Linked DNA regions of Homo sapiens: region 1 is linked to region 2. The links are chromatin contacts, found by Hi-C in ENCODE. All regions are on one chromosome and are shown on one strand. The core of a region is the stretch at or near the end of the contact, and the rest is flanking DNA. Distances in the headings are between cores, read along the strand shown. Region 1 holds the start of SKA1 (spindle and kinetochore associated complex subunit 1). Region 2 holds the start of ZBTB7C-AS1 (ZBTB7C antisense RNA 1).

Region 1 (4,238 bases), core at 373-2,872, 2.2 Mb after region 2:
TAATTTTCCTTTACCTACCCAAATCTTATAAAACGACCCCACCCCTATCTCCCTTAGCTGACTGTCTTTTCGGACTCAGCCCGCCTGCACTCAGGTGAAATAAACAGCCTTGTTGCTCACACAAAGGCCAGTTTGGTGGTCTCTTCATACGGACATGAGTGAAAGTAACTGTCCAGATTACATTTTTTACAAAAGATTTTTTTCAGTCTCCTTCGCAGATGGGAGTGACCAGTGAGAAGCAGATGGAAGCCACTGGGTGTGGCTTCCAGCACAACGCTCTCAAAGTGCTGGTTCTGTTGGCAGTTAAGCCTATTACACATGCCTCTTGCTCGTTTCTGCTGCCTGGGAGAAAGACCTGAGGACAGGGGCTGGCAGCCTGAAGGTCCAAGTGCATAATAATAGCGCAGTGGAGCCAAGGGATGGACAGAACCTGGCGGTGCCACCACTCCAGCCTTGGGTGCTTTTCCCTCCTTTTCAACAGGGAGAATTAAACTTTTGTTTTTCTTATTTTAAATTTATATTTGCTCTTAAGTGGCAGGCCAGGTCTCACTAACAGCTGAACAGACAGGCCTCCGTAACCACTGTTTCAGCACTAGTTAAGTTAAATATTAAAAGCTGAAAGAGCCAGTGTCTTTATAGAAAGGCTGGTATGTAACAAAAGCCCACCAAGAGTTTTGCCCAGGCCTTTCCTGGTCCTTGAAGCATGAGAAAATAAAGAAGGAATTCTTAACAGGACCTGTTCAAGATTAAACAAGTTTTTATTGGGGGTCTGAAGAAACTCCCCCAGACCTCCACAAACAAGTTTATCGGGGGTCTGAAGGAACTGCCCAAACCTTCATGATTTAGCAGGAGACAAGATAAGGGTAATCACCTCTGGCACCTGCAGCCATCTAGATTAAGTAAATTTACTTAAATAAAGACCTTCCTTAGGACTGATCTTAGTTATAGATTAGAAACAGTTAATCATTTACGTCTTTACACACATGCACACTTACATGTAGACAGATAGTTTAGAAGGTATATAAGCTCTGGAAAACTTTGTAATTTTGAATCGATTTGGCGATATTTTCCAGGCCTTTTCCCTGTACCCGGTTACCGAAATAAACTCTTCTTTCCCAGTTCATCATGAGAATAAGCAGCCCAACCCCTGGTTTGGCCCGGGAACACTTACAGAGGCTGTCTAAGACCCAGAAGACAGGGTCACTGTTTCTTCCACACAAACTTAGCTGCTCTTTGGAATTTTCTGGGGTGTTTTTATAAATACTAAGGCTTGTGCCTCATTTCCCCAGTGTCTGATTTCACCGACTTGGGGTGTACTCTAGGCACTGAGACTTGTAATAGCTGCCCCTGGTGACTCTAAGGTGCAGCAAATGTCAAAGACCAGGACTTGGTGACGCCAGGTCCCTGGCTGGGCTGCGGTCAAGACTGCATGACCTGCTGAAATCTCCCCAGACTGGTTAGCGCGGAAAGAGCACCTCCGGGTTACCCTTTCGTCCGGAAGCCCCGCCTTCGCCGTCGCCCCGCCTTTCCCCGGCTCGGCCACCCCTCCTTCCCGCCCAGCTGTGGCCCCGGATGACGCAAACCGGGAACAGCGGCTGAGCCTGCGCTTCGGAAGCATGGATGTGCGCCTGCGCTGCGCTAGGGCGCGGCGGGCGGTTTGAATTTTGCTTACAGAGTCCCGTCTCACCATCCTGGGCTTCCAACGGAGACTGCGGTATCCGCAGCTGGAGACCCAGCGGCGAGTAGCCTTTTGCTCCCGGACGGACTTGAGGTTGGAGTCTGTGTGTTGGGGACCCTGCCTTTGGAAGCGCCCGAGGTAGCTGCTTGGCAGCTGGGGGCCGCGGACCGCGCCGGGCTTGGGGGAGGACGGGGCTGGAGGCTGGGTTGGATGCTTTAGACCCTCCCCTTCTCTCTCACCGGCGGAGTGGGTGGGAAACTGGTTCTTTCCCATTTCTCGGCCTCCTTACCGATCCCAAACTGTAAAGCCCCAACCCCTCACAGCACAGGAAAAATGATTACCTGGGCCCATTTCTTTGACAGTGTAACACATTTTTAAAAAATGTGTCCTTATTTTGCGTGTTTAAAGAAAATACCAATGTTGTCTTTATATACAAATAGTGCGTTTGTCCTCCTGAATCCTTAAGGAAAGGACCCAGGCTTATCCTCTTTCCCCTGGTTTGGGATCCATCGATGGCCTAAGGCTCTAAGACAAGTCAGTACGGTACCGTGGTTAGAAACTGAATGTTGTAGAAATGAAAGAAATTGCTCTTGAATTTTTGTGCTTAACCTTCAAAGACATGTGATTTACTTGACATTGACCATTCTTGGATTTCGAAAGTGAACAGAAATTTGTGTGGCTTTTCTTGTTACGAATATGTTTATGTTTTTTTCTTCAGAGGCTTAAAGGATGGCCTCGTCAGATCTGGAACAATTATGCTCTCATGTTAATGAAAAGATTGGCAATATTAAGAAAACCTTATCATTAAGAAACTGTGGTAAGTAAAACAGATTCCACTGACTTTGTATATACAAAATGCATTTTGATTATTCCACTCTGAATGATATCTTTGCTTGGTTAAGTGACTGCATCTTAGGTAATTTTAGATTTTTGCATAACGATTTTTTAAATAGTCCAATGTCATTTTGAATATTGTGGAGGATACTAAAAATGTAAGGTACATTGAACAATGAACTGAATATTCATTAGAATTATTTACTTATGTTTTTCTGAGACACATAGGCCAATGGTGAGATTTGAAGGTTATGTGGCATCCATGGTTCTACAGCTAAATAGAGATACAGTCATGCGTTCCTTAATGATGGAGATGTGTTCTGACAAAAGCGTTACATGATTTTGTCGTTGTGCAAACATCACATCATAGAATGTACGTAAATGTACACAAACCTAGATGGTATAGCCTACTACATATCTAGGCTATATAGCCTATTGCTCCTAGGCAACAAACCCGTATAGCATGTGACTGTACTGAATACCTTAGGCAAGTGTAACACAATGGTGAGTATTTGTGTATCTAAACATAGAAAAGATACAGTAAAAGATTAAAAATGGAACACCTGTATAGGCCACTTACCATTGATGGAGCTTGCAGAACTGGAAGTTGCTGTGGGTGAGACAGTGACTGTGAGGGCCTAGGACATCACTGTATACTACTGTAGGCTTTATAAGTACTATACACTTATGCTACACTAAATTTATAAAAAATGAAAAACTTTCTTCAATAATACATTAACCTTAGCTTACTATAACTTTTTTACTTAATAAACTTCTTAGTTTGGCTTAGCTTTTTTATTCTTTTCTAATAGCTTAAAACAAATACATTGTACAGGTGTACAAAAATATTTTTATATCTTTATGAGCTTTTTTTCTATTTTTTTTTAACTTTTTAAAATTTTTTTGTCAAAAACGAATACACACACACACACACATTAGCCTAGGCCTATGCAGGGTCAGGATCATCAACATCTGTCTTCCACATTCACATCTTGTTCCACTAGAAGGTCATCGGGGCAGTACCACACATGGAGCAGTCATCTGTGATAACAATGCCTTCTGGAATATCTCCTGAGGGATCTGCCTGAGGCTGTTTTACAGTTAACTTTTTTTTTTTAATAGGTAGAAGGAGTACACTCTAAAATAACAATACAAAGTATTGTATAGTAAATAACATAAACTAGTAACCATTTATTATCAATTATTATGTACTATACATAATTGTATGTGCTGTACTTTTGTAATACTGGCATTAGAGTTTGTTTACACCAGCATCACCACAAACATGTGAATAATGCATTGTACCATGATGTTATGATGGCTCCGATGTCACAAGGCAATAGGAATGTTTCAGCTCCGTTATAATCTTATGGGGCCACTGTCATATTTATGGTCCATTGTTGACTGAATCACTGTTATGTGGCACATTATTAAAAGGCAAGTTAAAAAAACTGATGTAGAGCTCCATAGGGGTAAAAGTAGTTCATAACCCATCTTAGAGCCTGCTTTGGAGGAAGCTTATTACTCTATATCACTGGGAAATAACTAATTGAAAATGAAATAAATTATTTAAGCATCCATGAACTTGGAGATTTTAAGTATATTTGAAAATATTTTGACGTGCTGAAATTGGATGATGCAATGAAAGTTCAGAGAAACAGATGATCCTTGTCAAATCTAAAATGTCTAAAGAATTACATACTCCCTAACCTTATCTGGGAGGGTA
Region 2 (3,817 bases), core at 271-2,770:
GTCTCCTTCACCAAGACCCAGAGGGCCTGGGGGACGGGGGCAGGGAAAGAGAAAGAGCACGTGCAAGATTTGAGTTCTCCAGGAGGGCTGGGAGTGGGAGAGTCCAGGGAAAGAGCTGGTGCCTCCCTTTGGCTAACCGATCCCTTGGAAGAGCCAGCTCAGAGAGGGGAGGAAGGGAGGGCGGGTCAGGAGACAGGGTGGGGCCGGGATGAGAGGAAACTGTAAAACCAACGGGGCGGATTCACGAAAAATTCCCGAGCGTGGTGAGGGTAGAGGGTGCTGGGCAGCACCCCAGTTCGCCGGGCCCACGCTCCTCCAGTTGCCCGGCCTGTTCAGACTGGTTCGCCCACCTTTCTCTCCCTGCCGGCCCCACTCGCCTGACCTCTGAGAAAGCAGAATCCGGGACATGAAGCAACCACAGCCGCTCCGCCCGGCCACAAGCGCCCCGGACTCCGTGCCTGCCCGCAGCCCCCTTCCTGCAGCGTTCACTCGGCTGCCCGGCCCGGCCCGGCCCGGGCGCCCCGCCCCAGCCCCGCCCCGCTCCGGAGGCCCCTCCTCTATCCCCGCCCCTTCCCGGGCGCCCCGCCCTCTCCCTCCACTCTGCGCCCCCGCGGCCTCTCTCTCCTCCTGCGGGAGCCATCGCCCTCCTCCCGGGCGCCCCTCCCCGCGGCCGCAGCCTGTTTCCCGGGCCTCTCCTCCGCATTCTCACATCGCTCCAGCTCGACCTCCCCACCCGCCCGCCTCCCCGGGAGGCCGCGGCCCGGCGCGGCACCGCCCCTGCCCACGGTTACCCGGTTACCGCCTGAGAGGCCGGCGCCTGCCCGGGCGGGCGGGACCCGCACTGACCCCGCAGGGGGCGAGGCGGGGCTGAGAGGGGCGAACGCAGAGCCAGACCCCCCGCCGCCGCAGGCCGCCCACCTCCAGGCAGGGCTTCGTGCCAGACCCGGCTGTAGTTATCAGCTGGGTGGAGGGCAGTGCCAGCTGCAGGCGTCCCCGAGGCGCAAACACCACCCCTGGCCCCAGCCTCCTTCCCTGCAGCCTTCTACCTTCTACCGGAAACAGAGCCACGGGGAGCTAAAGGAGGATCCAGCAACAGTGGAGGCAGGGACTCCACCTCAGAGGCAGGGCCGCACTGAAGCCCAGCTCACCTACCTGCTGGGTGACCTTGGGCAAGTGACTTCTCTATGCCTCAGTTGTTGCATCTGTAAAATTGAGATAGTAATAGTATTCACCTCACTGAGTGCTGCGGTTTGGTGCCTGGCACATAATAGGGACTTCATAGACAGTTGTTACTATTATTACCTCTTCCCCCACATTTGGGGTTTGGCAGAGGGATGTATTGGCTACATGGTCATTAAGGATCTGTTAAGCACCTCCTATGCACGAGGGAGATCACATGGTATGGTCCAAGAGTCTTGGAGTTAGATGTGGGGTTGAATCCTGGCCCTGTCACTTCATAGCTGTGTGTGACCTTGTAAAATTCTGTCTCCTCTCTGAGCTGAAGTTCCCCCACAGGAAAATAGGGACCGTAATGCCCATCTTCCGGGGCCAATGCTGGATTCAATGAGATAATGTACAGGGAGTGCCCAGGGCAGTTCTCAGCACACAATAGTGCCTCTCAGTAAATAAGAGACGCAGGATGGAGAGGACAGGCTCAGTTTCTGCTACAGAAGAGCTCTGGGCAGGTAAGACCTATGGGAGAAAAATGTCACTGAGGAGGATGAACGTTCATGCTCAGCATGCAGTCAGTAGGAAGGGCTGAGGGAGGGCAGGCCCTCCTGTCTAGGAGAATGAAACTGCTAAGGGTGGGATGTCAGGCACTGGTGGGGGATGTTTCCGAATGGGGCCCGTTGGTCCTCAGTGAAGCGGCAGCTACTGGGCCTGAGAAGGGATGTAGGGGCGCTGGAATGACTGATGTCAGCATCTGCTTTATTGGAGAGGCCCCAAAGATGGCTTGGCCATCTCTCTCCCATCCTGACAGGAGAAAAGAATGAAAAGGACAGTTGGAAAATGAGCCCTGAGCAAAATCTCCCCCCTTTATAATAACTGTGAATGTGGCTGGGCATGAGCATGGCCCTGGACAGTGGCTGTGTGACTCTGAAGCTGGGTTCCCTCATCTGTAAAATAGTGGGCTGGTCAGATGCTTTCTAGGCCCCTGAGCTCCTCCCTTCTTGAAAGCAACATTTGCTCTGATCCGTAGCAATGTGGGGGAGAAGCCACTCCTGGAGAGTGCAGGGCCCATCTTCAATCCCATCACCCATTCCATGAACTGGCTGGGAGCCCTCTTGGATGAAATGGAAATGGAGTGGGGCTTAACAGTGGGACAGGCTCCCCAAAGTAGCTCAGGAAGACCAGCTGTCCCACTGATTGTGTGATTCTGACAGCTGGAATCAGCCTTTCAAGCAGATGTCCAGCCCTCTTACAGACAAAGAAAGCCCAGAGAAGTGAAAGGACTTGCCCAAATTCATGTGTCTCTTGAGAGGCAGAGCTGCCTTTCAATCCACTGCACCATATTGCTTCAATTAGTTTCATTAAGAGGGACAACAAAAAAACCAGTAAGCTAGTGACCAAGGCCATCCAAAGTCTCTTTGAGTCCATTTCACGAATGCAAAATGGAAATGCCTTAGCTTCACTACCAGATAAGAAAGTGCTTTGGGAAGTGAGAAGAACACTCCAAACAGCCCAGGAGCTGCCATAAGCACTGTCTGGAGCTGGAGGGGGTTAACTAGGTGGACAGTTGGCGGAGGCTCCTGCCAGGTCAGAGGGGATTTGCCTTTGTGATCAGCACTGCAGGCTCCACGAAGAGTCCAAGGACAGTGGGCTCTGAGTACTAATATGCATTTTTATTCTGCAATAATTTTCATACTGAGTTCAAGAGGCACCAACTCCAAGTACATAAAACCAAATCAAATTAAATTAATTGATTTTATTGAAACCTGCTGCAGTTGTATTCAAGCCCACAGCCAGGGGCATGACCCTCATGAAATACCAAAGGGGCTTTTGAAATAATTAAATTAATCACACCCCGGGTTATGCACAAGGGCTTGCTCCTGGACTCACAGGCAGGCATGTTCCCGGTCCCAGCAACAAGCGGGAGAGGAGCATGTGGCCGCAACACAACCACAAAATGTGGTGCTGCCTAGGGGAGCTGAAGACTCAGACTTCTCATTCCAGGGTAAGCCTTTGTTCATGCTCTTTTGGCAAACATGCACATACACACACTCTCATGTTAACCCATACACACAGTCACAACACCACTCATACTCACACACATACATATGTATACACAAACATACTCATCTGCTAGATTTCCCTTCTGTCTCCCTGTCTACCCATGGTTCAGATCAAGTGCTTACCTCGTGATCCTCCTTCTTTAACCCACCAGGACCCCTCCAGCACTTGGATGATGCATTTTCTTGTTGGCTGTTGTTTCATAAGCGCTTTTTTTTGCATCTCTAAGTAAAGGCTAGTAAGCCCCTTGAATGCAGAGAATGGGCCTCCCTGCCTTCTCTGGATCTCTCAGAAAGCTCAGCATAACCTAGAGTGTGAATAACTTAACCACTGTAAGTGCTGTGCACTTGGAAGGAGCTCCAGACATTAAGCACCTACTGTATACTAGATACTGTTCAGATGACTTTAGACATATTAACTCATTTAGTCCTCACCACGAGCCCCCACCCCCTACATCCCACCAAGTTGGGATTGTTGTTGTCCTTATTTTACAAATGAAAATAGAGAGACACAGAAAGGTCAAGTAGCTTGACTGAGGTCACCCAGCTGGCAAAGGGAGCAGGGTTATATTACTTCTTAGGAAATC

The links. Hi-C counts contacts between places; a loop is a spot of excess contacts on that map. Pooled maps may share reads with other maps.
Region 1: a map of naive thymus-derived CD4-positive, alpha-beta T cell shows a loop between it and region 2 (9-fold over the local background). The contact joins the promoter of SKA1 here to the promoter of ZBTB7C-AS1 in region 2. A Hi-C loop is called at or near these places in 2 of 168 maps with a recorded cell type or tissue (naive thymus-derived CD4-positive, alpha-beta T cell and transverse colon) and 4 of 50 pooled maps.

The regions. Positions count from the first base shown.
Region 1 is chr18:50,373,424-50,377,661 of GRCh38, forward strand. It overlaps SKA1 (spindle and kinetochore associated complex subunit 1), which reads left to right and starts at 1,623. Exons shown (of 7, transcript NM_145060.4): 1 at 1,623-1,771; 2 at 2,397-2,495. The coding sequence starts at 2,408. It overlaps LOC105372114 (a long non-coding RNA gene), which reads right to left and starts at 1,455. Exons shown (of 3, transcript XR_935466.3): 1 at 1,172-1,455. RefSeq lists a silencer at 116-410.
Region 2 is chr18:48,161,196-48,165,012 of GRCh38, forward strand. It overlaps ZBTB7C-AS1 (ZBTB7C antisense RNA 1), which reads left to right and starts at 1,521. Exons shown (of 5, transcript XR_001753437.2): 1 at 1,521-1,685. All of the region lies in intron 3 of ZBTB7C (zinc finger and BTB domain containing 7C), which reads right to left. RefSeq lists a silencer at 441-640.